2 separate regions of the Homo sapiens genome follow, and region 1 is linked to region 2. Evidence: chromatin loops called from intact Hi-C (ENCODE). Cell type or tissue: CD14-positive monocyte. All regions are shown on one strand. Each heading gives the region's core, and the rest is flanking DNA. Links, peaks and the distances in the headings are about the cores only. Region 1 overlaps HIVEP2 (HIVEP zinc finger 2). Region 2 has its middle 240 kb from the start of HIVEP2.

Region 1 (16,639 bases), core at 4,342-9,341, 210 kb after region 2:
AGGAGAGTTCACCAATGGCCAGATCTCTGTAACCAAAGCAAGACCTACATCTTACATGAAATGAAACTGTGAATGGTCCGTAGCATATTCATACTCTTTAAGCTATTAATCCATGCCCAAGTGCTTAAAAAGTTTACTATCTAGCATATGATGTTGGAGATTGTTCATTTCTATCCTTGTGATTGTACTACATCCATTATTTCTATGGGAGTTCAGTATACACTACCAAATCACATTGTTTGAATACAGGCAATTCTCAACTTACAACCACCTGACGAAAACCAAAAATAAAACCAGCTGCTGCTTTCCCCGGGTTGTCGCCTTCTAGCACTACCAGTAGTCTTACTGTTACCCCTAGAGAGTCTCAGCTGTTGTGAAGAAATCTAAAACTTTTTAGAGAATTTGGGGGAAGAAAGGGTCAAAGCAATAAAACAGTACCAGATAGTGAATATACACAAAGCACACAAAGCCATTGCTTACCCTGAGTCGTACTCAGTAAAGGTTTGATGAATGAATGAATAAATTTCCTTTTCACCTCTGTAATTTGAGCCCCACTACTTTGCCTCTACCCTACTCCAGCAGCCTGTTAACAAGCCTCCTTTTGGGGCTCTCGATTCATGGAGCTGGAGCTCAAGAAGGGAGTGAAACCCCATAAACAAACAGCTGTGATCAACAGGCTGTCCACTGGGCAATTCAACAGAGAGGACCTGCGCTCAGGACCAATCCAAAAACGTCTGTTCTTGTGACCTCCCCTAGAGCATCGGTATGATGTATACTCCAATTGTACTTTGATGGCCTTAAAGGAGCAGAACCACTTTAAACATATCTAAAGTCTAATAACTTTTCGATTTATTTCACCCCATGTATTTCTAACTAATCTTTCATCTTCTGAAATTTCAAGCCACTCCATTACTCAAAAATCTTCCTCAGCTCTCTCTTACCAACTGAATTACAGAAAATCAAAGAAACTCAAAGTTTGAGAGGTCTGAAAGGACTTTTAGCACAACAACCTAAAGAACAGGGCAAAACAACTTCACTCTTTCATTCAAGTTCCATCACAACATGGTCCAGGCCTTCCTACTTATGATTCTCAGATCCTAACCTTGTATATTTCCCATCTCCTGACTTTCACTCATGCCACCATTTATATCATACTCTATTTGAATGGTGCCCTCACGATTTTACAAAATCCAACTCTTGGGCAGCCATATGTGGTGTTCCTACTTTCACTTGTAACATATGTCCATCTTCCAACCCATCGCTGCTTCTAAAGATGTTAACCAATCCTCAAGGTCCACATTTTCCAGAAAAACCTTTCCTGGTTCATGCAATTGGTCTTTTTCTCTGAACTTTCATTTCATCTGGTTTATGCCTGTTTTTTGCATATTCTGTCTTTTCCAGTAAAATGAGTTAGTCATGCTTGCCATTAACAATATTAGATTGCATTCTCTCTGAGAACATGATGTAGGGTTCACATTTATTTCTATATAGTTTCTAGCCCATTGCCAAAATCAGAACAGGTACTCAAATAATTGTTGGCTGGGACCTTTGATTGGTAAGAAAATACAGATGACTTTGGAACTAGAAAAATTTAAAGGAGTGATTTAGACTGGAATGGACTATAGCAATCAAAGACCAAGAACTAAATTTGGATAACTTGGTGCCTTCAGGTTGACTGGGTTGAGAAGGGTGCTAAGTGGTAGGATGTCACTGTCAAAAACATACTTTTCCCTATTTCAAAATTTTGCCTTAGACCAAATATGTACCTATGGAAAAAGACTTCCTCTCATCTTTTCCTCCACTCTGTAAGATACCACCTCTCAAAAAAAAAAAAAAAAAAAAAAATTCTGAATTCTACACAACGAATTAAAAACACAGTTTTGAAACAAAGTACAAAGGAACCAAGCATAATTTAACCTGTTTTGTAGAATATCAAAAATAACTTTCCTTTTTTAATTAACAATAGTCTATTAAAGGGCAGATTTTAGGGATACAAATCTGAAACACTTGAAGAGCAGGTGTATCATTTTAGAGGTATCTAAACGTTATTGTCTCTACTATATGGAGCCTGTGTGTCTGCCTAACACATAACATGCATTTTCTTAATTAGAATGCATGCTGAAATACCTATTTTAATAAATATATCATGACCCAAGGAAATCATTATGATCTATTAAAGAACAATTAACTATAAAAGCATTAGCTATACAGAAAGAGATAGCTTCAAATTGGTATACACAGATTTCTACTATCTATAGACAAAAATCTATCTGAACATTTTTCAAGACCTTAAAAGATGCTGTGTTTACATAGCAATGGTATAGTATACATTGGCAGATGATTCAAAATATTTTAGTATATATCTACATATATGAGTATTTATAATCTGAAAATTAAATCCCATGATTTTAAGACAATTTAAATATAAACTAGGCAGGGGAGAGTGCAGCAGTGTTAGAGAGGAGGTCACTGAGGAATGAATGAATATATATTAAGCATGTTTAATAAGGCTTTATACACCAACATTTTTTGAGATTACATATATCTAAAATGCAAAAAAACCAACTGCCTCTGTTTTTAATCAGAAATATCTCAGGGTCATTATCATAAACATAGATCACCATAGCAAACCTACTCATTTATTTATTTCCATTTACTAGGAAAATACTTAGGGAGCCTCTTCTATGAGTCAAGTACAACATTAAGTCCTGGAGATAACAGTATCATATGGGGCAGGCATGGTCTCAGCCCTAGTAGAACTTAGATTCTGAGTAGAAAGATCAAAAAATAGCTACTGTAAATTGGGGGAAACACAGTAACAGCTTCTGAAGCTACTGAGATGCTTACATTTGCTTACCCCTGCACTCTTGTTTCCTCCAGTGGCCTATATTTTGATCTTTAAGATCTTGCTTCTGATTTTTATAGTTTATCTATTTCCTTCTTCACTTTCAGGCTGTCAGTGATTACATTTGCAGTCAACATGCCATCCTTTACCAGTGACAATGTTTGACTTCCATATACTGCTCCTAATCTCTAGCCAATCAGATCATCAAGCCTATTAAAACTAAGCCTAAAATAAGGACAAACAAGCTCTGAGTGAAGGCTGAATAGGTATTTTCTACCATTGCAGTTTGATAAAATCATTTCATGCATTATCCGTTTCTTTCTGATGAGATATTTCTATTACCCAACTGACCATGCCACCCATTTAAGAAGATAATTTAAAGAAATGTTTTACCAACAAAATTTCCCACTCTTCTCTCATTCTCTTCTAAAATAAACAAAACAGGCCAGGCATGGTGGCTTGCGCCTGTAATCCCAGCACTTTGGGAGGCTGAGGCAGGCAGATCACGAGGTCAAGAGATTGAGACCATCCTGGCCAACATGGTGAAACCCCATCTCTACTAAAAAACACAAAAATTAGCTGGGTGTGGTGGCGCATGCCTGTAGTCCCAGCTATATGAGAGGCTGAGGCAGGAGAATTGTTTGAACCCGGCAGGCAGAGGTTGCAGTGAGCCAAGATTGTGCCACTGCAATCCAGCCTGGTGACACAGCGAGACTACGTCTCAAAAAATAAAAATAAAGATAAACAAAACAAAACAACAACAACAACAACAAACCTACACTTCTGCTTAGAAGCAAGATCCCTACTGCCAGAAAAGTCTTCTTTAAGTACAGTCCATAGAAATGGTATCTTAATATATAAACCACTGTTTCTCAAAGAGTAGTTCTCAGATCACCGGCAGCAGAATTACCTAATTTACCTCTTAACATTAAGGTTCCCTGTGCCTCACCTCAGACCTAGTGAATCACATGCGTAGAGCATGGGGGCCTGAATTTTTTAACGCTCCTTGAAAGACCATCGTGCATGATACAGCTTGAATCCACTGATCTAAATAACCAAAGAGTACACATTGAAAATGTCAGTCTGAGCCCTAAAGACTCAAGTCCTCTATTTTACTACCAGTCTGCAAAATTTAATGAATGCCACCCTCTGCAATGCACTGGATAAAATTAAGTTTAAAAAGTTCAAGACAATAAAGTTTAAAGGTCACCTCTACCCAGAGAGTTTCCACTTTAATATGGAAGACAAAGCACAAACACATTAAAAAAAAAAAAAAAAAAAAACTTAAAAATAAGCACAAACAACATTTCAGGGGAGCCCAGTGAATAGAGGACAAACGTGCTGAGAGGGGCAGAGCCTAGGACTGAACAGAATACAGTTGGGATTCAGAAAGGAAGAATTCTAAAACAAGTTTGGGGCAGAATTTAAACATAGCAATTTTCAAGTGGGTCTCTAAAAAGGTGTGATGATTGCCATAGGGCATTTAAGATCAAGGAGAAAATATGTATAATCATATCTCTTGGTACCATAGTCAACACAGAAAGAGAAGTGTCCTGCAGGCTTATTAAAAAGATGAGATATTGGTTTGGGAAAACCTCCCTGAAAAGAAGGTTTTATAAACATATATTATCTTTTGAGGCAGACAGAGGAGGTATTGTTATCCCCAGATTTACAGACGAGGAGACTAAGAATCATCTGAGACCCTTTTTTGCAGGGTTCTTATTATAGGACAAAGCTGGTCCTTTCCTTCCATCAGGGACTCTTTGCTCAGCCTGACACTGCTCCCAGGAGAAGGATCATTAATTCACTGTCTCAGAAATGAGACAACAAGCCATTCAAAAACATATTTCTCCCTCTGTCCAGTTCAAGAAACAATCAGGGGAAATGTGTGTGAGTGTTTGTGTGTCTGTGATGCGTATGTGTGCATGATATGTGTGCATGCATGTAGATCTATGCATGAGTGTGTGTGTCGAGGGTATCACTGACTAATTTAACTGACCGCTCATCATTTCATAATTAATGAGTTACTGTATTTTAGTGTCTAATGGATGTTTCAGTGCTAGTACTTATGGCTAATGATACTGAAAAGCAAAAGCCAATCAAAGTCTCTGACTTTGTGATTTGATTTGTGATCAAGATAATTATCTGAAATCTCCATACTGGGTTAGTGACAGCAGGTTTCCTCTGGCTGTGCTATCCAGTATGGTAGGCACTAGCCATATGTGGCTGCTTAGGTTTAAATATAAAATTAGCATTAAATAAAATTTAAAAATTAGTTCCTCAGCTGCACGGCCACATTTCAAGTACCCCAAAGCCACTTGTGTTTAGTGGCTACCATATTGGCCAATGCAGTTCAATTGGAGAGCACTGCTCCAGAGTGTCAGTCTTTCTGAAAAGACAACTTCAGGCCTCAGTGTATACAACCATTGTTATTTACATCTAGTTCCAAACACATGCTAATAACAGTGATCGAACTTTTGTCCCTCCCACTAAGGCTTCTCAAGCCCCTCTAGTAGAATTCATATATTTCTCCTCAGAAATCCCTTCCCCCTTCTCCTCATCACACCTCTCTTCTCGTGGCTGTTTTCATCCTGGCTTGATAGCTACGTGCACATCCATCTCCTCTACAGTCAGCTTCTCAAGGCCAGTGGGTCATGTTCAGTTACCAGTAATGGTCCATGGCCTTTTAGGAACCGCGTCGCACAGCACCAGGTGAGTGGTGGGCAAGCGAGCATTACTGCCTGAGCTCCACCTCCTATCAGAGCAGCGGTAGCATTAGATTCTCATAGGAGCGTGAAACCGACTGTGAACCGCGCATGCGAGGGATCTAGGTTGCATGCTCCTTATGACAATCTAATGTCTGATGATCTGAGGTGGAACTGTTTCATCCGGAAACCATCCACCATCCCCACACCATGGAAAAATTCTCCTCCATGAAACTGGTTCCTGGTGCCAAAAAGGTTGGAGACTGTGAGTTTAAAGAATGGTAAGGTTTTGTGATCATTCCTACGAGGTAGATGCTTAGGTGGAATTATTGCTTGTGCTGCACATTTATAAGGAGAAGAAAAAATCAAATGATTTTAGAAGTGGGTATGAAAATGTACTTAGCAGACATAAATCAGAAAAGCACTGGGCTGTATTGGAGGTATTGTTATCCCCAATTTACAGACGAGGAGACTAAGACTGTCATCAGCCAGCACACAGAGGATGGCCCCTTACCACAGCAGGGAGACAAAACCAGGACTCATGGTGACCTATGGGAACCGAACTGCTTAGCTTAGGATGAGCTTGTCAAAAAGTTGTATCAATTCATTTCTTACTCATGCTGTTACAACATCTTCAAAAACTCAAGCCTTGGGATGCTAATGAGAACTTCTACTTTCACTCTGACGACTTCTGAAACACGAAAAACGTACATTTCCTTCATGCTATCATTTGGATAGTTTCAAAGTACCTGAAGTATGAACAATATCTGATTTTTTCAATAAACCAGTTTGAGGGGGAAAACCCATGGATCAGGGCACACTGGCTGTCCCCATGAAGACAGAAAATACTAAAAAGGATTGAAGAGTTATCACACTGGTACTTCACTGCTCACTGCTTTCTTTTGCCAGCTTCAATGCCATACTTAACTAAGTATCTAATTGCCATACTTAACTAAGTTTCTAGGCACTTTCCCACAAGCCTTGGAAGAAAGAGGTGTCTACAGGGCCACCATAGACCAGAGGAAAGGTAAAACACGGGAAATGAAACCAAGTAACGTGGTGAGAGCACAACTGATGACAATCACAGAGAGCACAGTCGACTGCAGGGGGTGCTGAATGTGGCCTTCAGAGGAAGTGAAACTTAGAACAGGGCCAAAGATGCATCACTTTCCACAAGAAAAGTCACCCACTCTTGCCCCATCCTCACCTCCACGCCATCTCGTGGCTCACCATTGTGGCATTTCTTCATCGTCAACATTCCAGATTGATAAAAAGTAGTAAATTAAAGACTGGCCCAGCAAAGTCCCTGATCAGCCGGATCACCAGCAGCAAGTTGCACGTTTGCACGTGTCTCTCCCACCACAGTGTACCGCAAAACTCAGTCAGGTTAGAGCCCTGAAATATTATCAGGCTCTCAGTATATGAAAAAAAAAAAAGTGCCTGAGATGTGCTTGGAGATTGCAGTCATAGTACTGGGGATGGGCTCTGGCAGCAGCCCCTTGAAGCAGAACCTGAGCTAACACTGCGTATCCGTAGGTAACCGTGGGCAAGCAACTGACCCTTCTTGGTGCCCCCATTTTCTCACATGTCAGCCACAGTTATCATGTGCCATCAAATTTAAGTGGTCTACCAATTCTAAGACATAAGCTTTTTTTTCATATTTTAACATTTTTGAAATCAGAATGTGTCTTACTATGGATGGCATCTTTCAAAAAAAATTGGAATCTTTGTTTTCCTTTCTTAGAGGTACATCAAATGCCATCTTACAACCGATGATACCTTAGAGTCTATGAAATTTGGAGCCTACTTTATAAAGTATCGATAAAGATTAAATTAGTTAATTTAGGTCAAGTATTTAGAATAGCGGTTGGTCTTGAGTAAGCTGCTCAGTAATTATTAGTCACTATTAAATTTATGACTCTGAAAATGGGCAGAGTCATAACAGACAATCAACACATTTTTACTCATAAACTGTGTGTTAAAATGATGGCTGATGCAGAAGTGTTGCAGGGAGAGGTTAAATGACTATTCAAAACCTGATGTATCCCCAGCCCTTGGTGCATAGTAGTTGGTACATAATAAATAATTGTTAACTAAATCAATTGAATGCACAACCCAGCCTTACTCATGCCAAAAGTCTCTTCATCAAACATAAATATCTAATATTCTTTCCATACAAAGGGAAACCAGCAAGAACATGGTTCTTTTATGCTAAGTGACAAAGAGCAGATTCCTACTTTTTGAAGGCTTTGAATATTTTTCCAGATGAAGACTTCATGCAGGTTTTCTTCTCCGGTAATGCCCTTTCTACCTCAACTTTCCACAAATTTAAATCCTGAGCCCCTTCTTTTAAGGCCCAATTCAAATTTCATCTCCTCTAAGAACTGTTTTTCCCCACTATTTCTCCCCCATTTAATCTTCTTTCTATTCCTACTCCTTACATTTACCTCAGCTACCATTAAACACTTAATTTGAACCTCACTGGACACAATAATATTAAAATATTGTGTAAGAATGGGAACTGGGTCATGATTGTCACTGCTTCCCCTGGAGAGCCTTACGCAAGAGGGAAATCTGCTTGAATCCTCTTGTTATGTGTGGAATTGTGGCCCCCCAAAAAGAAACATTGAAGTTCTAACTTCCATACCTCAGAATGCAGCCTTGTTTGGAAATAAGGTCCTTGCAGATGTAATTAGTTAGGATGACATCACACTGTAGTAGGGTGGGCCCCTTATCCAACATGACAGAAATGGCGAACACTACATGAAGACTGAGGCAGAGACTACAGTAATGAGGAGCCCAGGAACAACTAGGATTGCAAACCATGGCCAGAGGCTGGGAGAGAGGCACAGAACAGATTTCCCCTCACAGCCCTCAGAAGAGCTAACCCTGCTGACACCTTGGCTTCACACTTGCAGCCTCCAGAACTGTGAGACAATAGATGTCTTTTGTTTTCAGCCACCCAGCATGTGGGACTTTATCACAGCAGCCCTGGCAAAATCTCTATTGCACCTCTCCTCACATAGATGCTATGACACTGGACTCTCTTTTATTATGGACCTCTAGCCAGCCTTTCTTAATCTTGGTGGCATCACTCCCTTGAATCAGGCCTGTAAAAGTTAGGGTTTCTCCAGAGTTAGCCCCACACTCTCTTTTCGTCTCTGTTCTCTTTACACCCTCTCATCCACTACAACTCAGACACCATCTATACATTAAGGACACCCACTTCCATCTCCAGACCACCCCTTCCTCCAGACTCCTATGATCAACTGACTACTTGGCATCTCCATTTAGATAATTCAAAGCCGCTTTAAACTCAACAAATCCAAAAACAAAAGTCACCACTTTCTTAAACCTGGCTTTCCCCTTAGTGAGCCCCATCCCAATAAATTGTGCCTCTGCCCATTCAGGCATGCAGACCACACACTTAGGACTCATTCTAGGCTACGTCCTCTCCTTCACTCTCTACAGGTACTATCAAGCCCTATCTATTTCTCCTCCTGGAAATCTCTCAAATCTCACCAATCTTTCTCTGGTCTCCACCTCTACCTCTTTAATTCACTGTAGTGGATTAGTCTAGTGTAGTCATCTACTCCCTGGTTTACTGCAGTAATCTCTTGACTAGTTCTAGATCCAATCTTGCCACCCTCCAATTTGTTCACCATGCAAAGCTCAACTACATAGTCCAAGTAAATTTCAAAATGCAAATCTAATCCTTTCATCCCCATGTCTGAACAACTTCTATGGGTTTCCATTCAAGTTGGGATGAAGACCAAAATCCTAAACTGAGTTTATAAGACCCTGTGTGGACCAAGCCCTGTGCAGCTCCCTTGTTCTTGGTGCTCCAGCCACAGCAGTGTTCCTTTACGCCTTTGATTAGAACCATGATCCCACTGATCACAGGTCCTGTGCCCTAGCTGTTCCCTCCACCTGGAGAATCCACCAACCCCTTCACTTATTTAATGCTCCCCATTAGTCAATTTGGGCTCAAGACATCCGTTTCTCAGAAAAATCTTTCCCTGACTTCATCAAAGAGATGAAGCTCTCCTGTTCTCCTCTCTCCTGGCACCTTAAAAGCATAATTTATAATTATAAGAGTAGGAAAGAAGTTATCAACTAATTTATAATTCTACAGCTGTATGATTGTCAGATTAATATGGATTAGGGTCCTCCAATGAGGACTGAAACTCTTTGTTCCTGCTGTATCCCCAGCTCTCAGATCAGCATCCAGCACCTAACAGCTACTCAATAAGTATTTGTTAAATAATCAACAGTAAGCAAATATCCTTTACATATTGAAAGAAACTACTGTTTTAATTGTATACCATATTATGATGGAAATTATTTCTCTAGAAAGATACATACAGTATTTAATTTTCCTAAGGCTTCTACTGTAGCATAATGGACATACTATAAATGTGACAGGCTGGTTTACTGTATGTTAACTATATTTTAAATGCACTTCTTCTAATATTGTACTGTTAATAATTATGCTGCCATAAGCAATTATTAACTTATGTCACTCATCCAAAATTTCAAAGGTGATTAGTTGATAACTTCTTTGCTACTCTTATTCCAATAGTCCAAAAACAAGTAAATAAAATTTTACTAACAGTTTCGTATGTGATGTACTGTTGGTTTTATCACTAATTCTCTCTTCTCCAGGATCATCAACCTACTTGATATGAAAAACAGAATACATGAATAATGAAAACAAAGGTTATATCACTCCAACCCTATTAAACAATTTTCCTCAAAATTTTCTGAGTGCAGATCTTGGTACAGCTCTGCATAGGGACAGTGACAGCCACCGCAGCAGAAGCAACAGGTATGAATGACATCCACGTGACACTACATGCGCTGCAAGTGGCAACAATTCTGAGTGCATGTGGATTCCAAATAACAAATTTTATTCTCATTAACAGTGATGATAAAAAATATAACACATATTTCTAAATGATGGGAAAACATTAGTATTTCCTAACTTATTTCATTAAATAAGAATCTTATAAACAACTTCCAATCACACATGTACTCAACTACCACCAACCTTGATACAGAGGAGTCCAAAGTAAAGACAGCAAAGCTAATCCATATCCCAAATAATCATATCTGAGTATTAGACACAGAAATTCTGCTCTTATCAGATAAAGAAAGTAGCTTCACACACCTTCTCAAAATCATAATATGCTTCTGTAATTTTTTTTTTTTGAGATAGAGTCTTGCTCTGTTGCCCAGGCTACAGCGCAGTGGAGCAACCTTGGCTCACTGCAAGCTCCGCCTCCTGGGTTCAAGCAGTTCTCCTGCTTCAGCCTCTCGAGTAGCTGGGATTACAGGCATGCACCACCACGCCTGGCTGATTTTTGCATTTTTAGTAGACAGGTTTTGCCATGTTGGCCAGGCTGGTTTCAAACTTCTGACCTCAAGCAATCCACCCACCTTGGCCTCCCAAAGTGCTGGGATTATAGACGTGAGCCATCATGCCCGGAGCGTCTGTAATTTTAACAAGAACAATGTGAGCCATGAAATGAAACTACAACAGTCTCTCTACTTCAGTCTCAATACCTTTTTCCTTAAACCCTTTCCTCTTTGCCTCCCTATTTATTTTTCCCTATTTATTTTATTTACTTTTATTTATTTATCAATAGAGACCGGGTTTCGCCATTTTGGCCAGGCTGGTCTCAAAGTCCTGACCTCAGGTGATCCGCCTGCCTCGGCCTCCCAAAGTGCTGAGATTAAAGGCCTGAGCCATCGCTCACAGCCCTATTTATTTTTTTCTATTAAACGAACTCAAGAGTTAAAATTACAACAGCACCCAGAGAGTTGCCACGAATGTGGATGCGGCATTCTTCTAGCTGCATCCTCCTGGGTCTTCCACCCTAAAGCTTTAACAGACCGCGTGCCTCCTAACGACAGCATCTGGATGTTCTGCCCTGGCTTTGCGACGCTGCAGGCCTGTGGCTGTTTCAGAATTGTCTCCCCAAGATTCATGCCCATGAGATCATGCCAAGCTGACCTCTTCAGAACGTGATACCCTGAAGCACAGCTGTAAAAATAGAGCACTCCATAACAACTTCTTATTCACCAATAAAAAACATAATGTTCTTTCACTTTTAGGGAATTAACATGTTCATGTAATTTTTTGAAGACAAGGTGAAATAAATGAAGAAAAGAGCCTTAAGTTATATAAATGTATTTTCTCATGACAAAACAATGTAAAAACAAACACAGGTTCCAGTAATTTAGAAAAAGTGATGTCATAAAAGCCATGTAACCAAGTCTGAAGTCTCAAATCATTCCCACTATAATTTTTTAAATATTAACACCTGTAGTTAACACATTCATGTTTCTTTATAATACATAATTCCCTACCTATTATTTTACTTTTAAGTCATGCAATTTAGATTGTTTTATTCTTAAAATACATTCCTCTGCTTTGATTTTTATGTCTTTATTAACTTCAAGTTACCCATCTGTCCATTTCTCTACCAAATTTAATGACATTTTCATTTACTCACACTGGCTTTCTTAATTCCAGTATATTTTCAGTGTGTTCTTATTTTACAGTTACAAAAACACAAGCAGAAAGAAGCCTCAAAAATTATACAGACCTTTGAGGCAAGTCACCTCAACTTTCTTTTTTAATGAAACAGATTGAAATGAAAGTAAAATTAGAAAACAATACTGTTAAATGCCCTTTATGTGAAATATACAAAATATTCTCTGCTCTCTTCCTGATAGTTGTTTTCTTCGCCAGTTTCAGAGCTTTATAGTTTAATATTGACTCATAATTGTGCTTTAAAAATTAAAAAGCAAATCCTATTATATTCTTATTGGATAGGTAAGGAATGTATTTTACCAGCTGCAGCTCACATCAGGAACCGTCTATAAATGTCTTCTATGCAAATCTAGATCCACAGTAACAGGCTCAAATGCAAGCCATTTTTTTCAGAATCACATTTCTTTTAAGGAAACACATGTCACAATGCAGTTTATAATATGGGTAAGTTTATCATTATTCTACTCAAAGACCCACTTTTATAATTATTCTCTTACTTGCCTTCTACAAATAAAGTCCATGTTCAAACCTATTAAGCTTTGGGAAATAAGATGTAATATACATTATCTATGCAAAAATAATAAAATGGCATTTTAAAATACTGATAAGTTTATTGAGTTAAAAATTGATACCCTGACATGGATCTTACTCTGTTCCTTTCACATTTAGTGTGCTATTCTCTAGTAATGTTAATAAGTTGTAAATAAATGTAAGCAAACTCTACATTGGTCACTGATGTGAAAGAGCAAAGAATTAGTCCTCAAAGGAGGCAGAAATGTTAACCTATTCAAAGGATGTAACAACAGAAGTTGAAAAACACTTTGTTCTGTATAAAAACAGAGCTTCCTAAGTATATTTTTATGTCATTAGACATAAACTCTTTAAAAGTATTTCTACAGTAGGAAAGTTGGTTCTATCAAATTTAATTATTCTGTTCACTGTAAAGACACAATAGTTGGATCTTTCTATAAGCCTAACAAACATTTCCTCTACCACTCATTTTATCTCCAAAGGTAAGAATTACAGTCCCATTTTGTGTAACTGCTACATGAGGTCACAGAGTTATAGCTAAAAAGAAAGTCACAAATGTAAGGATAATATCCCTTCTATCATATTCTGCTACTTATTTGTCACTCAATTATCTTTGTATCTCCGAAGTCCTGGCTTCCAAAGGTTCGGCATGCAGAGCTGACCTTGGTCTAGTCCTCCGTCACATGTGAGTGGCTCACGGCTTCACTTTGAGCCCTACCCATGGTGTCCACTCTTGTACTATCCAGATCACAGGTATGTATTAAAGACCTCCTCTCTGACAACCAAGACCCCATGATTCTTATTGGATAGCAGGAGGGAGAACTCATTTGGAAATTCCCTAATTTCCAGGAAATCAATTCCTGAATACATCCTGTGCTTCAAGAATTTAGAAACTGGGTTATCACATAGGTAACAGAAGAATAAACTTCTCTGAAGAAAATAAAAGGGATGAGGTACCTACCACCAACAAGGAGATAAAAAATTTTATACTCAGATTGACTAGTCTGGATTAAAAATTTATTAATCCAGCTGGGCATGGTAGCTCACGCCTGTAATCCTAGCACTTTGGGAAGCTGAGGCAGGAGGATCACTTGAGCCCAGGAGTTCCAGATCAGCCTAAGCAACATAGGGAGAACCCATTTCTACAAAAAATTTAAAAAATTAGCTGGGAATCGGAGCACATGCCTGTAGTCCCAGCTACTTGGGAGACTGAGGTAGGAGGATCCTGTGAGCCCAGGAGGTAGAGGCTGTAGTGAGCTATTATCATGCCACTGCAATCCACAGTGAGTGACAGAGGGAGATCCTGTCTCAATATACATATATAAATCCATCTCTTTTCCCCAATTTATTCATTCATTCACCCATTCATTCAGCAAAAGTATACAGAGCTACAGTAAGGAAGCAGGTCATGAAAAAGGAAAGTCTGGGATTTGAATTAGGACTGCCGGAGCTTAAATGCAAGCTCCAAAACATACTAGCAGTGTGACAAGATATTTAACTTCTCTGCCCTTCCAATGTTTTCATCTATAAAATAAGAAGACAAACAGCCCTGCCTCAAAAAAATAAAAAGTTTAAAATATGAGGATAGGCTGCGCAAGGTGGCTCATGCCTGCAATCCCAGCACTTTGGGAGGCAGGCAGATTGCTTGAGGCCAGGAGTTCGAGACCAGCCTGGCCAACATGGCGAAACCTGTCTCTATTAAATATACAAAAATTAGCCAGGCGTGGTGGCACACGCCCGTAATCCCAGCTACTGGGGAGGCTGAGGCACGAGAATCGCTTGAACCCAGGAGGCAGAGGTTGCAGTGAGCCGAGATTGTGCCACTGCACTCCAGCCTTGGTCATACAATGAGACTCTTCCTCAAAAGAAAAGAGGATAACACATGTAAAAGGCCTAGAAAAGTGTCTGATGTTCAGTTTTTTTTAATTATCATTATGAACTAAAAATCCCATCAGATTCTGAAGTTACAGTGATAAAATAAGGCTCTATTGCCCTATCCCTACTGAGGATTACAATCTAAGTCAGGCCATGTATTAATCTCAAACCAGTAGTTAATCCTAATCTGAAATAACTAGGGAGAAAAAGGATTGTCAAACTTCTTTTGGAAATCTAGGACTTAATCCTCCTTTAGTCAGAAACTTTGGGATCTAATTTAAATGCCTTCTCCACACTTCCAAAAAATCAAAGCTTAAATAGTCAATCACCCTAAATAGCAAATGACAGATCAAACTACATGCTGGCAATTTCCTAATTATTAATCACTTTTCAGTTCTTATCTTACTTTAACTCTCCATAGCATATGGTATTGATGCTTAAAGTCTCTTTGGGGAAACTCAACTTCGTTGGCGTCTAAGACGTGACCCTTTCTTCATTTCCCTCCTCTCTGTCTAGTCCACATCCTCAGGATCTGGCCTCATCTTACATCTCTATCCCATTTTTCACAATCTCCCACTTGTCCTTTAAACTTCAGCCATACTAAGCTCTTTAAAATTCCCCAAACTCGCTATGCATTCTCAAACTCTCACCAAGCTGCTCTCAGTGTCTATTGATCCTTCCAAAGGCAGCTGAGGGAATGTTCCATTTCACCTCTTCTGCAAGGAGGGTTTAGGGCTCCCTCCAGGCCCTTCTTTTCACCCTCTGCTTCCCCCTACTTTTGCCCTTATTCCAATATCCTAATTCTTGAATTGCAAGTCAGTTCCTTCACTTGACTATGATGTCTTTGGGGATAGCAACACAAGCTCTCAATTCGCATTTAATAAATATAAATAACCACATAAGTATACTTCTAAAATTTTAAAATAGTAAGATCCAGAGTGGCCTGAACTTCATTTATTGAGTGCTTACTACAGGCCAGGTTCTTTACATATATTAGTACACTTAAGCCTCATAAGGTCTGTTTTAAGAGGTATCCTGGTTTTACAGGTGAGCAAACTGGAGGCTAAGGGGATAAACGTAACTTGCCAAAAGTCATACAACTAGAAAGTAACTGAGACAGTACTCAAACCCAGGCAGGCCAGCTCTGAAACCCACAGTTCTGGTCCCACTCTATACTGACTGCCTCTTTTCCAGTCGTAAGTCTGATTAAGCAACAGAACTGGCTCTCAATAAGAATTATGACATGTACATCCCTAGAGAGCCTCAAAAACAGATTTTTTTAAAAGACTGTCTTGTCCCCTCCTATTATTTTGCAGGTATGAGCATGTAAATACATAGTATTTATATGAACATGTATTCATGTAAACACATAGTACTCTCCAGAAAACAAACATGTTTTAATATAAATCCTGCCCAACATCTAACAAACTATTATCAATAAATCAGTAATTAGTAAATAATTATACCACTAATAAGAGATAAATATTTCATAGTTAAATATTTAGGCCAGGCGCGGTGGCTCATGCCTGGTAATCCCAGCACTTTGGGAGGCCAAGGCGGGTGGATCACGAGGTCAGGAGTTCAAGACCAGCCTGGCCAAGATGGTGAAACTCTGTCTCTACTAAAAATACAAAAATTAGCCAGGCATGGTGTGGGAGCCTGTAATCCCAGCTACTCGGGAGGCTGAGGTAGGGAATTGCTTGAATCCGGGAGGCGGAGGTTGCAGTGAGCTGAGATCGTGCCACTGTACTCCAGCCTGGGCAACAGAGCAAGACTCCGTCTCAAAAAAAAAAAAATCATAGTTAAATATTTAATAGTGAACAATAAGATAAGCATGAACCAAAATATAACAGATGACATTTAAAAATAAGATAGTTAATGCTACCTATTACATTTCCCATGATGTTAGCTACAGTCTCCTATGTTCCAACCAAGAGGATATATTGAACACTTTGGAGAAGATTTTCTTTTTCAAAACCATTCATATTTGATTCCAAATAATATTCCAATTCAGCTGATATATTGGATGGATCCCAAACACACCATCTGTTTTTTATTCAGTTGTACCTTAGCAAGGCAGAGAAATGAAGACCCCTTGCTCAAAAATTAATTTCAAGACAGTGA
Region 2 (16,639 bases), core at 5,084-10,083:
AGGCCTGGGAAGCCGTCCAGGGAAACAGGAGGAAGAGAGCCAGGGAAGTGTGTTTAGAGTAGAGAGAGCATGATTAGACTCAAGCAAAGGAGCACATCACAGGAGGAAAGAATAATTATTTTGGACGAGTGGGCAGGATAGTTTGGGGAGTGCCCTGAGAGCTAGTAAGGGGTCATGGTCATGACATCATAGGCAGTTGGGAGCCCTGCCAGACTTAGAGTGGTGGCATCTGAAAGAGACTAGGGTTAGGCATGCAGAGTGGATTGGGGCTACAGAAATCCATGGCAAAACTTATTCATGTCTTTTTAAAGTCTTTTTGGTTACAAGCATCAAAGCCAGCAAAGTTTGGCTAATCAATAAACAAGAACTTACTGTAAAGATGCAAAGTCATCCTCAGAAGTCAATAGCAGATGTAGCCCTGCCTCTTTTGACTCGGTTCATTCTTTGGCATTGCCTTTTGGTTTTCTCTACACACTGACTTGTTCTGATTCTCCCTGCGTATGGCCACCATGGCTCCAAAATTCATGTCTGAGCCAAACACAGACGCTGATCTCTAGTTATCCATTTCTTTAAGTCCAATTCCAAATTCCCAAGAGAAAGATATTGATTGTCCAGCTTGGGTCAGTGAGAACTCTGATGCAATCTATGGCCAAAGTGGAAGAGTCATGGTGGATGCTCGGTTACTTGGCCTTCCCTTTTGTGGAGAGGGGGATGATTCCTTGAGAAATGGTGTCATAGACTGGGAAGGAACTCCAAAAGATGTTTACAACCACCTGCCAGAAGTCTGCTGGTGTATTTTAATACTGCCATCCTGCAAGCTCAGTGTCAGTAAGAACAGAAGAAAGGGATAAATAGAGGTAATGTTTGTCATATTTCTAGAAACCGGACAGGTTTAGGACACATTGGAGTGCCAGCCATGGGAATAACATCAGGATAGAATGGTCTGGGCAAAGCTGAATGGGAAGAGGCATTTCCACAAAACTGCCCAAGGCAGTGGCACTACTAGGTTCAGAAGAATTCAGAGACCCAGGGAGGGCTGCTATTTAGAATAGCTCAGAACATCACAAGTGTGCTGGCTTTCCACTTTAATGTGAAGCTGGGTGTGGAGTTTTTAAAGCTCTATGCAAGACCTCACTGTTCCCAAAACATGGAAGGAAGTGTTTGACCTCAGAACATTCTCATATTATTAATCAACACACCAAATATTTACCCAGGACCTAGTCTGTGCCCAGTGCTGTTCGATACTGTAGTGCTCGGTCAGTGCTGTAGAGACAGAAGGGCCATCCCTCTGCTGTTGTAGAAAGTCCCTTCAGGGGTTCTGGAGGGAGTTGGGTGCCAGGAAGTTTCCCAGACTCCTCTCAGCCTCCCTTCCCAAACTCAAAGAAACGTGCTCCCTCCACTCTCCTCTTCTGCCTGCCAGAGTTTCCAGATTTGTTCTGTTTTGCAGTTGCGTCAAGCCACACTCAATTCCAATCCTAGCAGAAGGCATAAATTAACATTTTATTATGCGTGCTTGTTAGGGTCTCTTAAAGCAGACATGCAAATTCGAGGCTCCCATAGTAAATTAGGGCATACCCAGATTTTGCTGAAAATAAATCAAGTCGCCCTGGCCAAACCCTTGGAAAGCAGCACTTCTCTGAGCTATCCTGGGACAGATGCTCCCCTCAGCTCCTGCCCCAGGTTGTTTACCCTGGCCCCTGGCCATTTCCTGCCCCGTTTGGCACCCAGGTCCTCTCTGTCCAGCTGCCACTGGCTCATAGGACTCTTGGTCGACTTTCACTTACAAGGAACCAATTTCACAAGCAGCTGTAGGTGAGCCTTTTACGGGCCTCTGGCGAGTGAGTGAGAGGCCTCGGGCCTTCTCCCACAAGCAGCTGGACAAATATATCTGCCTTGGCTTTCCAGGGGGACCAGCTATTTTGAGGCTCCCCTTTGATTGACTCTTCCTACTACTGTGCCTTTAATTGCAGTTTATGGATCTTAAAACCTTATAGAACAGGAACTTCAAGCTAGACAGAGCTTGATTGGATTTGGCGTGGCTGTGGCGGAGGAATTCGAATTAGCAAAATCAAAAGTGAGAAGTAGTTAGTATGCACTTAGGCTCTACTAGGTTCCATTTTTAATTGTTCTGTGGCCTTTCTTTCCAGCATGCTGATTAGGTCATATAATTTTGTGTGTGGTTGGAGAAAGGTGGACAGGGGAAAGAGAGAAAGAATGTTTTCCAAGTCGCCACTTTAATTTTCAAAGTGTCCTTTCACATCCCTCATTATTATAAATTATCTGCCTCCTTGGGAGCATGCGTGGATGATCCCACCCAAATAGAGAAGGTGGTAAAGGCAAGGAAGCCATCACTGCCCTCCTGAGTCAGCCCACAGGCATCGGTCACAGATCGAAAACCCTAGTTCTGACCAGGTAGGTGGAAGAGCTGACTTCAGGGGCCTTGTGCCAGCCTAGATGAGCATGGTAAGTATTCACGGGGGATATTTGAGCCTCCCTATCTTAGAGGTTACACTGGAAGACACCATCAATTGGGTCCTATGTAGTGCGAGTGTGTGGGAGTGCCTCCAGCATTCCTGCAAGCCTGCTTCCAGAAGACTACTTGTCCCTCCACTCCTGTGGCTCTCAGGAAGTTGTGTTCCTTCTAAGTGCTGGAAGATACACCGGAACCTGAGGCTGCCACTCTGAAGGCTCCAGTTCTCTGCCATGTTGCTATCTCTATTTTATTTCTCCTTCCAAACAGATGCTTCTTAACCTCCTTCCTCCTGCCTCTCACCTCGCTCCCAGCTTTTCTGAATCCTTTCTCTCCTTGTTTCACTCAGTTCTTCTTTGCATCTCATTTCACCTTCCTGCTCTGTAGAGAGCTATGCGTGGCTCTTACCTTCCCCCAGTGGCATTTAAAGTGTTTCTTGGTGCAAAACATCCTATTCATTGCCATAGAAACAGGAAGCTCAGTGTGGAAGAAAAAGGAAAAAAAGAAGTCTGACACTCCAAAGCTGTGCAATTCTGTTATTTTGCCCAAATCCATAAACGGCAACATGCTGGGAGATAAGCAAAAGCCCGCCCGCTGCTAGAACCAGAGAAGGAAGGGCCTTCCATTCCTAGGAGACTGTCTGCAGGTTTTAAACCAGGCCCTTAAACCAGGCAAGAGCTGGCTCAGTGGAAAGAACTGCTACTTTTCTTTCACATGGAAACTCACAGCTGAGTCTAGAGAAGTCAGACTGCCAGGACCCTGAGTGAGGAGTCAGACAGACCTCGTTCTGTGATAAATGCTGCCTCTGAAAAGCTGCAGCCTTTTGGACTCCTCACTTAACCCCTCTCAGTCTCCTTAGCTATAAAATAAGGATATGAATGTTGCCACGGCCTTTTTGTCAGGCTCTGATGAGGGCATGTGGTGCTGTACCTTCATTGCACTCCTGCTGGACTCACTGTTTCCTTACCCCATCCTTGGAAAGCACAAGTTTGGGTTATCTATTCACCATGGTAAACACCTCCCTGACATAAAACTAAGAGAAGAACTTCACATTCACATAATTCCTAAAATAAAGCCAATCATCCACAGCATTCTTTAAAATATACTAAGAAGTATTTATTTTTTACATCTTCATGCAAAACCTGGACAGGAGCCTTCTCCAAACCATTGATTTCCAAGATGCATCTTCAACCTACCCTGAGTACTGCCTTTTTCTTCTGGGTCCCAAGAACTCTAGAAGTTGTTATTCCCTAAGCTGAGAACAGGCTGGGTAAGTATGGATCAGAGCTTCAAGCTAATGATGTGAAGTTTGCTGGTTTAATCTCCACCCAGCCAGTGGGTCTCTCCGAGGCCATCTATGTTCTATTCCCAGAAGTGCACCCTACCTTTCAACAACTACCTTTGTTCTGCATCTCTTAGATTCTGCATTTGGCATCCATTAATCACAGGGACAAATGAACAGCCACAGTTGTTTGCATCTTCCCTGTGATCCACTTGCACTGGCCCATAAAATTGCATTAACAACCCTCCGATCCATCCCAAAACTAGTACCTCGAACCACCTCATTGAACTAACTCCCACAAACCCAGTCAATAGTCCCCTGCCCTAGGGCCAGGTACCAAACTAGAAACCACCCCACTAGACCAGAGCTCACTGACTTTATTCAAACTGAGCCACCCTAAGCTGTTTCCCTACCCTCCCTTTCCTCTCCTATGAAAAACACAATGAGGGCTCTGGCCATGGTCTCCCCTTGCACCTCCTTCTGCCTCCTGACCAAACCTGGTGCCTCCCCACGTGGCCTTCTGTGATGTGGTGGCCCCCTTTTCTTGGAAACTGTAGGTAATAAAAACCTTCTTTCAATGGCACTGGCCTCTCTTGTCATTACTCATTCACTTCCATAAATTAAGAGCTGGGCACAAATCAACCTTGTCCACATCTGTCATACCAGTGACAGAGATACCCTGGTAATGAGGTGTAACTGGTTCATCATGTACACATCACACGCTTGGTGGTGCTAGCTCAGCAGCATCTTCATCTATAAATAAGGCAACCATATGTCCCACTGTGCCCTGTAGAGTCCAAATTTACCCCTAGTTGACCTGTACAATTATTAATAGTGGCCTCATTCACTCTCAAAGCAATTCTGGTTTGGAATATAAATGATATGGTTACCCTACTATAAAGGACAGAAAAATATTCTTCTATGAAATAGGTAAAAGTCTTTGTTTCAGGGGACTAATTGCAACTGAGTCATTCAGTGCCATATTTCCACTTGAGGAAAGGGTCTAAATGAATGGTACAGACATTCTAAAAATACAAGTGCTTGTCTTCACATAATATGCAAGAAGTTCAAGAGGAAAAACCAGCTGCATGAAGTGTGTATACAAAGCAGAGCAAAGAATCATGATTACGCTGAGGTTTCTTTCACGAGCATCAAGGATGATGGTAGCTTTGTTCACCGTGACCCAAAAGCTGGACCAGGGTAGGAATCACTATGGACCAAATGATCAGGTGATTAGCTCATGTTTTCGTGTCTGGTATCTGACAGGAGATTTAGTCATTCAGTCATTCTGCAAATATATTTTGTCTCTAATATGTGCTGGACACTAGGGATACAATTAGAATCAGTTTCAGTTCCTGTCTTCAAGAAGTTTTTTCTGTAAAGGAAGACATTGACACACACAAGAAGTATTTCAAAAGGCACAAGCACAGGTTACCATGGGACCATTTACGAGGAGCACTTGTTCTAGTCCTGGGGGTTATTAACTGACTTTATGAGTGAAATTTGGGGTGGGTGTGGGGAGATTGGAGGGTAGATTATAAGACCCTAATTCAATCTGAACCAGTAAGCATAGAGACCACTGTCTAAGGTCCTGGAAATCAAAGGACAAAACCTGAGGGCATTGGAGCATGAGACTGGGGGACAGTCCAAATTCAAGCAACCAAATGAACAGAATATAATGATGGCCTGAATGCTGCAGAAAATCCAGCCCCAAGTTCTAGCATTTCTTGACAGGTAGAAATGAGGAATGTTAAGGACCGCTAGGAAAAAAATACATCAAACCCAATATATGAGAGAATTGATTATGAATGCTCTAGATTTTTACCCCAACCCTAAACTCATCCCATTCTTCCCTAGGTGCCAGGACTGGTGCTCATCTTTGCCCTTCAACGCTGTAGCCTCAGTTCCAAGGAGGAGAAGGATCAGCTGCGTGCCGGGGACAACTTCCTCATCATCCTCCCAGGGAAGTCTGTCGGAGGTTGTTTGTAATCAAGCCTTAAAAATCTATGACATGCAGCTGCACTGTCTGTGATGGCACGTACGTCAAGGAGAAAAATTCATGATTTGGGAATGCATAGAGCTATGTTTTGCTCCTCCACACCCTAGTCAGATGCAGAGTTGTTTTGGTCCTCTACAGAGTTATAAATAAAAAGCCAGCTCTAAAGATTTGCTGAAGCAAACCCAAGGCCGAAGGAGCAATCCTTCTTAATTGACCTGACTTACACAATGCTTCTGGCATATGGTCTTGCTCTCCCCAGACAAAGAGAATGCCTATAAAAAGAAATACATAACATTGGCCCTAGCATTATTTTAGAGTCACAGAATGTAAGTCACAGGGGATATTAGAGATCATTTTGCCCTATGCATGCATCTTACAGATCAAGGGTGCCAGAGGTTGTGGAGCTATTTAATAGGATTCCTTGACTGGGATCCATTTTTATTTTAGAAACAAACACAATTAGATTCAATACCTTGGAAAACAGAATTTTGGTACACTTTGAAGTTATAGACAGCTGTCTCTGTTGTATCCTTGATACACTTAGAATAAGCAAAAGAGTAAAATAGGCTATGTACTATACCCTCAAGTATTCAGTGCCTCATAATACAACCCCCAGGACCTATCATCGAACTTCTCCTGATTAGTGTCCCCTACTTGGGATGGGTCTCTCCATCCTCTTACGCGTCACCAAATTTCCCTATTATGTTTCCTGTTATCAGTGCCCTGACAAAAGGGTACTGGTCTGATAAACTCATTCAGCTCAGGGTGTACATATAAATAGTAGCCTAATGAGAGTAAATTTGTAAAATACTTATCCACTAAATAACAATTTTTAAAAATAGAGGCCAACATTTTTTAGTATCAAGGTGCAGACATTGCACCAATCATTTTAACCACATCATCTTATTTAATCTTGTCAACTCTACAACATAAGTATTGTATTATCCCCATTTTTTGGATGAGTAAAGCAAGGTTTGGAGTGGTCTCCCAAAGTCATACTATTAATAAATGGTCAAGCTGGGATTTCGATACAGGCCATTTGAATCCAAAGCCTATAGTTTTCACCACAGTGCCATGAATTGTGACTGCTATAAATAACAATGACAACAAAAACCATAATACTTGCATATCTGCTTTAATGTATTTCTTCCAAAAGCACAAATCGTGGCCATTCAGACTGGTTTACTTTATTTTTTTCTCCAGCTTTATTGAGACATGATTGACAAATAAAAATTGTGTATTTTCAAGGTGTGCAACGTGATGATTTGATATACATATACATTATAAGTGATTACCACATCAGTTCACTTCCAGAAGCCTTCATATAACCGCTTATTGGCAACTTCCTCATATCTCTGTATTTCCATTCATTAATTTGGCCCTAATAATTTCAACAGCTATAAAAAATAACAGCAAGTCCAGACCTTCTCTGACAATGAAGCTGCCTCCATTTTTCCAAGATCAAGAGTTGCGGCTGGTTGTGGTGACCCAGGCCTGTAATCCCAGCACTTTGGGAGGCCGAGGTGAAATATTTAAATTAAAAAAAAAAAAAAAAGGTGCAACGTCTTTGTCATTCCTCTGTGCTCTGTTTTCAGTCATATTATTTTCTTCATCATCGTTACTGACCTGCTTCCTCCCTCAAGACTGTTCAAACTCCTCTGGCTTCTGGAAATGGTCTCTGTTACTGTAAGTGGTCAGAGACAGAAGGGCCATGAACGTGGCCTAACCCACTCCAGGAAACCCATCACCTTTTCAACTTCCCCTTTCCTCACGCCTCCTCCCTCCCCCAGCTGCTCTCCCTACTCCTTCGCTTCCTCATTTGCAGCATAAGAAAATGTGCCCGGGAAACCAGCACAGGACAAATCCTGGAACACACTCAACATTGTACTTCCCATGAAGAGAGCAGTCACGTCTGGGCCTAGAAGCTCACAGTCAGCCTCCGGGGCTCTGAGGAGAAGGGGCCATTACCTCAGCCTCCCAGAGACAGACTCAGGCGCCCTGGCACCGCCACACACAGTGACACTGCCTGGCAGGGGGCTGTTTTTCACTGTCTCTACTGTCTGTGTGACTCCTGCAGCTGCCTCCAGTTCTCTAATCCAATCAGAGCTACATTGTCCTGTTTCTGTTATATTCATGCTCAGATTGCCAGACACAAGATATTTATCAATTCTGGCAAACCTGTCTCTCTCAAGAGAGGCCATCTCTGAGTCAGGCTGAGCTGCCTTACCTGCCCAGACTGTTCAGGGTCTTTCTTGGGTAAGACTCCACTTTCTATGCCTTTTCCAATTCATTCACATTCCTTCATGCTCTCCAGGATCCTTGGGGGCAATTTAGTGCCCTTGATAACGTCTTGAGTGTGGTGGAAAGCCCCACTTCCTGCAGGGTGGTGCATGACATGGAAAGGCTGAGCTCCTCTGTTGACAGCATTCAGTCAAGGACTTACTGACGTGTTGTAACAAGCCATCTCCAAACCCGTCTGGTGGAAAACTGATGTACCTGTTCAAGGGGTGCAGACAATATTTAGAAGTTTTCCCCAAAAGTTATAATTACATTTTTCTTTCAAGTAAGACACAATAATGACCTCCCCCCCACCCCCCGCAACATGCGCGCGCACGCACACACACACACGTTCTAATTCCCGGAACCCTGTGAATATGTGACCTTACCTGGCAAAGGGGACATTGCAGCTGTGATAAGTTAAGGATCCAGAGTTGAGGAGCGTATACTGGATTATTCAGGTGGGGTCAATGTATTCACATGGGTCCTTAACTATCAGAGTAACTTTCCTAGCTGTGATCAGAGAGAGGTGGCTAAGACAAGGCAACACTGCTGGCTTTGAAGATGAAGAAAGAGAATGTGAGCCAAGGAATAAAGACAGCTTCTGGAAGCCAGAAAAGGCAAGAGAATGATTGTCCCCTAGAGCCTCTGGAAAGAAGGCAGCCCTCCAGTCACCTTGCTTTTACCCCAGTGAGAGCTGTGTGGGGCTTCCGACATCTAGAACTGTAAGATAATGAATTTGTGTTGTGTTAAGCCACTACATTTGTGGTGATTTGTTATGGTGGAGGTGGGAAACTCATATAGGCCTAAAAGAAGGAACAGGTAGTTCAAGGACCTTTTCTTCTTAGAGCCACATTAGATAAGAAATTATCAAATACCCACCTCTTAATTGGCAGTTACCCTCTCAACAGGCAACTGTCACAACATCTATGAAAAAGATAAGGTCATTGTGTCATCAAATGGGACTTGCTGCTATTTCCTGAAGAGATTCAACATGAGAAAGTTTGAAAAAAAAAAAAGAAAAAATGTAAAAGACCAACATTATCCAAACGACTTAGGAATATCTGTTGCTACTGACTGGGAAAAACATGGACTGTTACATATTAATTTTAACCCTGAGCTCATTTCCAATGCAAACTGTTAACCTTTAACAGCAATGTTCTTTTTGATTACAAAGGAAATAAGCACAATGCAGAGTTAAACATTTTGTTTTCTAGAGTCTGAAAGACATAAAGGAATACTGGAATTCTTTGAGATCATTTGGAGTCAGGGCGACTTGGTTAATGTCAACTCACAATTAAGGCTGGAGAACCTGTCTGCAGCCCATATTGTGGCATTTGGGAATTATGCAGGGCCCAGTCATCAAACTTTCAAGTGGAGAAAACTAGATCCAATGCCATTCTGGTATGAAGTGGTTACACTTGTCCAAATTTGATCAAGAGTGTTTAAAGCAAATGTCAAGGTAATTGAAACTTTCTCTTGTCATTCGAGTTTCATTTCACACCTTCTCCCAAATATTACAAAAGTGAATTTTCTTTGCCCCAGCCCTTGAATATGGCATCAAAAAAAAAAACAGCTTTGTGTTCTTTTATTACTTATCTTTATTTTAATTGTAAAAAAATTGAGTTAATAAAAATTGCTACTATTTACTGAGCAACTATTATGTGCCAGTCACCTGAGATTCACTATCTCATTTAATCCCTCAATTAAGGATTATTATTTCCATTCATTACATGAAAAAAATGAGGTTGGAAAGTCTAAATGACTTGCCCAAACTCACAGAGTGAGAGGTGGTGAATGCCAGAACATCTTCACCGCTCCTTGGTCCAGGGGCTCTTGGTTCACTCATTATTTCCTATGTTTCTTTAGTATGAAATATAGTCAAAGCCAAAAAGAAGTGTAAAATAAAATTTATTAGTAACCGGTGGGTCCACTATGAGTTTATGAGTCCATGCCCCCACCTCAAATTTGGGCTTCCCATAGCAGTATGCAGAGAGGACCACCAGCTTCCCTCTCTGGGGTAGACGAATAGGGAACTAACAAACCTCTTCCTCATTTTTAAGTGTGGCTTAAGCAGTCAGTAATTAAATTTATCTTGTGATACGGCATCCTGAGAGGCCTGGAAGGGTAGGAATACCAACATGGCCTGAAGGCACATGTCACAATTGAGGATCACAAGTTACTTTAGTTTTATCAGTGCTTCCTAAAAATGTTTTCCTAGTATCCTAGTGCCATGCACATTGGTGTATTTGCTGTATCAAGGTAGTTAGCCCTCAGATGTTTCCTCTTCTATAGTTCCTGGCCCACCCTCCACTCTTTACATCAAAATAATTATTTCACAGAGGTTTTCTACTGCAATGGCTGCTGGGGAATAATTCCTCAACTCTCTCCTTTCTTACCTTCCTTTTAGCTGCCTTAATTCTGCTCCATCTTGCAATTTCATTGGCCAGTCTTAATTTCTCCAATTTGCTGTGTAGTTGCCATGATGTTATGATTTCCTTGTGAATCACATTACAATGTCTGGAGCTCCGTTCAGGTGGCTGGAGGACTTTCAGCAAAGAATTAGTAATAATAGTATGATTGCATTGTCTGCTACAAGAACAACCAAGAATAAAATACAGTGAATTCATTTTTTCTGGTTCTAGTCACTTAAGTTTTGCTATCCAGCAGGAACAATGCTGTTTTCGCTAAGGAGCCCACCTTAGCTCATTGGTGTAGTGATCAATACTTATGACATTTTATCACTTACGTAGGTATATAATTAATATGATACAATTACTGTTTATATGCTGTGGCAGTGGATTTAAAAAACACGAGAGGTGATAAGACAATGAGTTTAGGGTTTTTGTTTGGGTTTGGTTTTGAGTTATGTTCCCAGGCTCAGAAGAATCACTAGCATTATGGGCAGTATACCTGTAGATGGGTCAAAATATGACAGTAAATGCCTTGTGAGAAAGTAGGTCACTTCTTGCGGAGATTGTTCTAATGCAAGAAATAAAAGAGAAAGCAATCCATCTGGGATCTGGCCTTTCATTTTTCTGATTTAGAGTTCGGGCCGAAATGTAAGAAAACCTGCATTCTGTTCCTGTGCTTAGTACTCATTCTTCCAGGATTCCTCAGGGTTACAAGTAATAAAACAGGCAGAGAATTGCAAGCAAGAAGACACAAACTTCCTTCTAAAATATTGGACAAGGCCAACCTCTATAGTCAGACTAATACAGAGTGAAATTCAGGAACAATGATACCAGCAAACAAAACCAAAACGAAACAGAAAGCTGTATGCCAACTCAACATCAGGAAATATGACTACCTATAATTTGCCTTAATAATATCTGAATGAAATGTAGAAATTATAAGTAGGAGAGATTAAAAATAAATTACAAAATTTACAGGTGCTAGACTAAGTGTAATCAGACTTCAAACACATCCAGATTAAATATCAAAGGCCTTGATGTAAAATATTTCATTAAGGGAAGCTGAGAAAGCCTTGGCATACTAAAATAAGAGAAGAACAAACATTAATAATAACTTTGTTATAAGGATGACTGATACCTGTAGTAACCATGCACAAAATTTTCTTTGGAGTTATTATTTTCCCCAAATTTCAGTATTTCTAATGCACATCTCAAGGTCATAATTTTTCTTCTATTTCTGAAGTTTAGCAAACACATTACGAATTCCCTGGAAGGGGCTAGAGCATGGGAAGATAAAGGCAAGGGGCTAATATTTTCTTCAGATAACTGACCAAGAAACAGTGAAGATGTGTTGAGTGATATCTTCAAAATCATGTATTAGACTTTTACTTCTAGAAGATGAAATGGTTTGCACCAAACCAATTATTAAGAACAAACAGAAAAGCCAGATAAAATATTTTTTAAAAAAGTCAGGAACAACAACCCTCTACTTGAAGGCATTGGAAAGAGACTGAGGCAACCAGGATTTGACGAACCAACATCCTGGAGAGAAGAGAAAAAGGAGAAACAGAGAGCTGAGCTGATATTCTACAAGCAGGTTTTCCCCTTAGAGCAATTGACAGATTTTGGCTTGAAACCAGAAGTTAAGAATCCACTTTACAGGACTGAGCTAATAAACAGAGAAATAAACAGAGCTTATAGAAATCTCACACGGCTGTAGACAAAAAAAAACACACAAAAGAGAAAACAAAACAAAAATAGTAAGATGGGATGGTGGGGGGAGGGGGACGGGGGGGCAGTTGCCAAAGTATCCAAGACTTAAGGGAACAGAATCCAGGAGAGAAGGGTAGCAGGAGGAAGTAGACTAGATATACTCATTTTCTCCAAGAGGCATTTGCTGATTTTTTCTTAAGCTGCATAAGACAAGAAGCAGAGCAGGAAGTCACAGAAAATCAGAGCAGAGTTTTTGACCTTCTCACAGAGTTGAAGTGGCAAAAATTGGAGTTCAGAACCTGTCAAGGTGGAGAAGCCCCAGTCAATACTCCAGGATCTCAGCTGAGACTTCTGGGGGCTACACCCCAATGAGGAGTGAACCAGAAGTCGATGCAACTGTCAGAACTTCAGAACAATGTATACACTCACACATACAGACACCCTATTGGTTGTGTTTCTCTGGAGAACACTGACCAATAAAGAGCAAAGGACTCAAATGGGAACAGGAGAAAGCTTTAATTCATGTAACTGGAACTCCAGAGGCAAGGAGAGAATGACAATGAGGAAGAAACACTATTTGAAGGTATAATGGCTTAGTATTTATCAAACCCAATGAAGGACTTGAGCCACAGATTGATTCAAGGAGCATTATAAAAACCAAATTGGAGAAATACTAAGAAAACCATACCTAGGCACCCCACTGCTAAAAACAAGAAAAAGAGTTTCTTGGGAATGATGTCAGCAAAATGGCGGAGTAGGCAGCTCCAAGATCCAGTACCCCCAAAAAAACATCAAAAAAAACAGCAAAAACTATCAGAACCAAATATATAAGAATGTTGAGAAAGAGTCATGATTTGCAGCAACTTAAGAAAATGTGGAATTAAGAAAAAGGCAACTTTTAAAACTTCCTGGCATTCAAGGAAATCTTTGTCAAATTGCCAATGGGACACAAACTAAGGGACAGAGATTTCAGTGATACCACACTTCAGAATTTAGGAAACCTCATATTTTTGGTGGGAGTATAAAATGAAGCAGCCACTGTAGAAAACAGTTCAGCTGTTTCTCCTGAAGTTAACATAGAATATCATATTATCCAGCAATTTTTCTCCTAGGTATATACCCAAAATATTAAAAACAAGGACTCAAATGGATACTTGTATGCCAATATTCATTGCAGGATTATTCACAATAGCCAAAAGGTAAAACAACCTAAATGTCCACCAACAGATGAATGGATAAACAAGACAATATATCCATACAATGGAATGTCAATCAGCCATAAAAGGAATGAAGTTCTAATACGTGCTACATCACATATGAACCATGAAAACATGCTAAGTGAAAGAAGTCAGTCACAAAAAAGTAAATATTATTATTCCATTTATATAAAATTCCTACAATAGACAAAATTATAGAGACAGCAGATAGAATAGAGATTACCAGAAGCTGGGGAAAGGCTGTAATGGGAATTTATTGCTTAATGGATATGGAGTTTCTGTCTGCGATGACGGAAAAGTTTTGAAAATAGTTGTGATGGTCACACAACATTAAAAGTTGCTAGATAAGATGGGAACCTTATTTTCAAAGGATCAATGACACTGACAGCTGACTCCTCTAGAGAAACAAGTAATCAGAAGATAACATACTAATATGTTTAAAGTGTTTTAAAGTGCCAGATCTACCAAGAATTCAATAATAGTGAAAATATTCTTTACCAGTAAAAGGTAAGTAAAGGCACTTCTAGGAAAAAAACTGATTTTTTTTTTTACTTTTATGTTAAATTCAGGGAAACATGTGCAGGATGTGCAGGATTTTTACACAGGAAAACGTATCTCATAAGGGTTTATTGTACAGATTATTTCATCACCCAGGCATTAAACACAGTATCCATTAGTTATTTTTCCTGATTCTCTCCCTCATCCCACTTTCCACCCTCCAATAGGCCCCAGTGTGTGTTGTTCCACTCTATGTGTCCATGTGTTCTCATTATTTAGATTCCACTTATAAGTGAGAACATGCAGTATTTGGTTTTCTGTTCCTGCATTAGTTTGCTAAGGATAATGGCCTCCAGCTCCATCCATGTCCCTGCAAAGGACATGATCTCATTCTTTTTATGGCTGTATAGTATTCCGTGGTGTATATGTATCACATTTTCTTTATGCAGTCTATCATTGACAGGCACTTGGATTGATTCCATGTCTTTCCTATTGTGAATAGGGCTGCAGTAAGCATATGCATCCATGTGTCTTTACAATCGAATGATTTATATTCCTTTGGGTATATACCCAGTAATAGGGATTGCTCGGTTGAATGATATTTCTGTTTTTAGGTCTTTGAGGAAATGCCACACTGTCTTCTACAATGATTGTACTAATTTACACCCCTACCAACAGTGTATAAGCATTCCTTTTTCTCTACAAACTTGCTGGCATCTCTTATTTTTTGACCTTTTAATAATAGCCTTTTTGACTGGTGTGAGATGGTATCTCATTATGGTTTTGATTTTCATTTTTCCAATAATCAGTGATGTTGAGCTTTTTTAAAAATTTTTTTGTAGAGATGGGGTCTTGCCCTGTTGCCCCAGGCTGGTCTCAAACTCCTGGGCTCCAGCAACCTTCCTGCCACGGCCTCCCGAAGTGCTGGGATTATAGGTGTGAGCTACTGCACCTGGCCTCTGCCATTTCCTTTGTCTCTTTACCAACATTCAGCACAAGGATGTCCTTCATCAAATTATTAAGACTAAGGGTCAAGACAATTGCTAGAAATTAGCCTGAGCTTAACCCAAGTTCGTCTTCTGCCCTGTGCAGCACTACCATGTATCTTATTCATCCCCCTCATTAGCCTACCTACCTCATTCACACCCCATTTAGTGTTTCCACAATGGCTGATGGAAGCCTAATGCAACCAATATCCCAGTAGGAAGTCATTAACTACCATCTCCCCTTTACAACTACTAAGAGAGAGCATACCAAAATAATGGTACACTCCCTGCCACCCCCATTCTATCCAGCACTCAACAGTGAGGATCCTGACACTCGGTCCCCTGGGTACAGAAAACAAACTCACACAGTGTTGCCACTGGAAGGTCAGAGCCCTTCAAATCGTATTCCTACATAATCACCTGTTACTTCTTGGCAGGCCAGCCTTTTCTTGACTTCAATTCAGTTATTTGGGCCCTAACTAAAGTGATCTTCCAAGACTGTTGTTTTGGCCTGAAATCCATTGGGTTTAATTGTTTTTAAGGGTGCTAAACACCATATTAAACAGTGTTGACTGATATCTCACTTATTTGAATAACGCCAGTTATCAATGGTTTCATCACGTGAATGGCACGGATCACTCTGCAGACTATGCAGCCTGATGCATAGGAAGGTTCCAAAAGAAATAGTCTCGAGATGGCTTTTGATTTTATTTAAGAGTATGGTGGGCCAGGCGCGGTGCCTCACGCCTGTAATCCCAGCACTTTGGGAGGCCGTGTAGGGTGGATCACGAGTTCAGGAGTTCAAGACCAGCCTGGCCAACATGGAGAAATGCTGTCTCTACTAAAAATACAAAAATTAGCTGGGCATGGTGGCATGTGCCTGTAATCCCAGCTACTTGGGAGGCTGAGGAAGGAGAATTGCTTGAACCGGGACCTGGGAGGCAGAGGTAGCAGTGAGCCGAGATCACACCACTGCACTCCAGCCTGGGCAACAGAGCAAGACTTTGTCTCAAAAAAAAGAAGAAAAAAAAAAGTATGGCATTGAAAGTCAAACTCTCTCTTTTTTTCCAGTAAAAATAGAGAAATTTTAGGCCTCTTCACTTGGAGTTAGGAGGATCCCAGACATATTAGACCAATATCTAAGATTCAGCAAGCTTAAAGTTAAATATGTCTGTGTTAAGGAAATGGATGTCTAACCCCAAGTCATTTCCTTATTTTTTGAAATCCCCTCTGAATTGGGAATGGGCATTCTTATGGGGTAAAGAAAATCCTATGAAATCTTTTTTGAGACAACAGTATCAATTGATAGCTAAGCAGCTGTCCCTCAGATAAGCATTTAAAATCATGGAAATATCCTGAAGGTCCAGGGGAGATGATGAGACATGCTATGTATCATTGCTATTTATAAAGGATGTATAACTTACTTGGAAGTTACCAGTCTGTGTGGGATATGTGAGACCTGAGGAATGGTTCTTCCAATGGCAGTGAACTTCCATTGATCATGGACTTCCTGAGTAACCAGCTGTCTCAAGCCTGCTTCCTCACAGATCTTTCTCCAGGATGCTATCCCAGAATTCCAGTCATGAAGTCACCACTTTGGGATGTCATCTGCTACAAGTTTTTGAGCCAGCAGACCATTGAGCACCTGCCAGTTGCCAAACTATGGATGGCATAGTGCATTTTACTCCCTGCTGTCCCTAGAAGCAGGCACAATGCATTTCCAAGGGCCTGCTCCAAGAACCCCTCTCTTTGTAGTGAATATGCCTAGTTTCCAAATCCTGAT

What was found. Peaks named below come from ENCODE experiments on the same cell type or tissue, not always from the same donor. Only the 100,000 strongest peaks of a DNase experiment are listed, where the experiment ranks them.
Region 1: it touches region 2 in a loop (2.9-fold over the local background); 6 of 110 quality-filtered maps call a loop at or near these places.

What each region holds. Positions count from the first base shown.
Region 1 is chr6:142,907,033-142,923,671 of GRCh38, forward strand. All of the region lies in intron 1 of HIVEP2 (HIVEP zinc finger 2), which reads right to left. Among named protein-coding and RNA genes, the nearest start is that of HIVEP2, 30 kb to the right of the region's middle. RefSeq lists enhancers at 305-594, 4,992-5,848, 6,481-6,550, 6,781-6,860, 6,881-6,970. In CD14-positive monocyte, for the core only: a CTCF peak has its summit at 6,664 (motif pointing right); DNase peaks (open chromatin) are centred at 6,149, 6,699, 7,509 and 8,109; H3K4me3 peaks cover 1,307 bases; H3K27ac peaks cover 2,114 bases.
Region 2 is chr6:142,695,135-142,711,773 of GRCh38, forward strand. No RefSeq gene overlaps it. Among named protein-coding and RNA genes, the nearest start is that of HIVEP2, 240 kb to the right of the region's middle. RefSeq lists an enhancer at 7,448-7,677. In CD14-positive monocyte, for the core only: no CTCF peak of the experiment used is centred there; DNase peaks (open chromatin) are centred at 5,087, 5,707, 7,527, 8,147 and 1 weaker place; H3K4me3 peaks cover 2,452 bases; H3K27ac peaks cover 3,425 bases.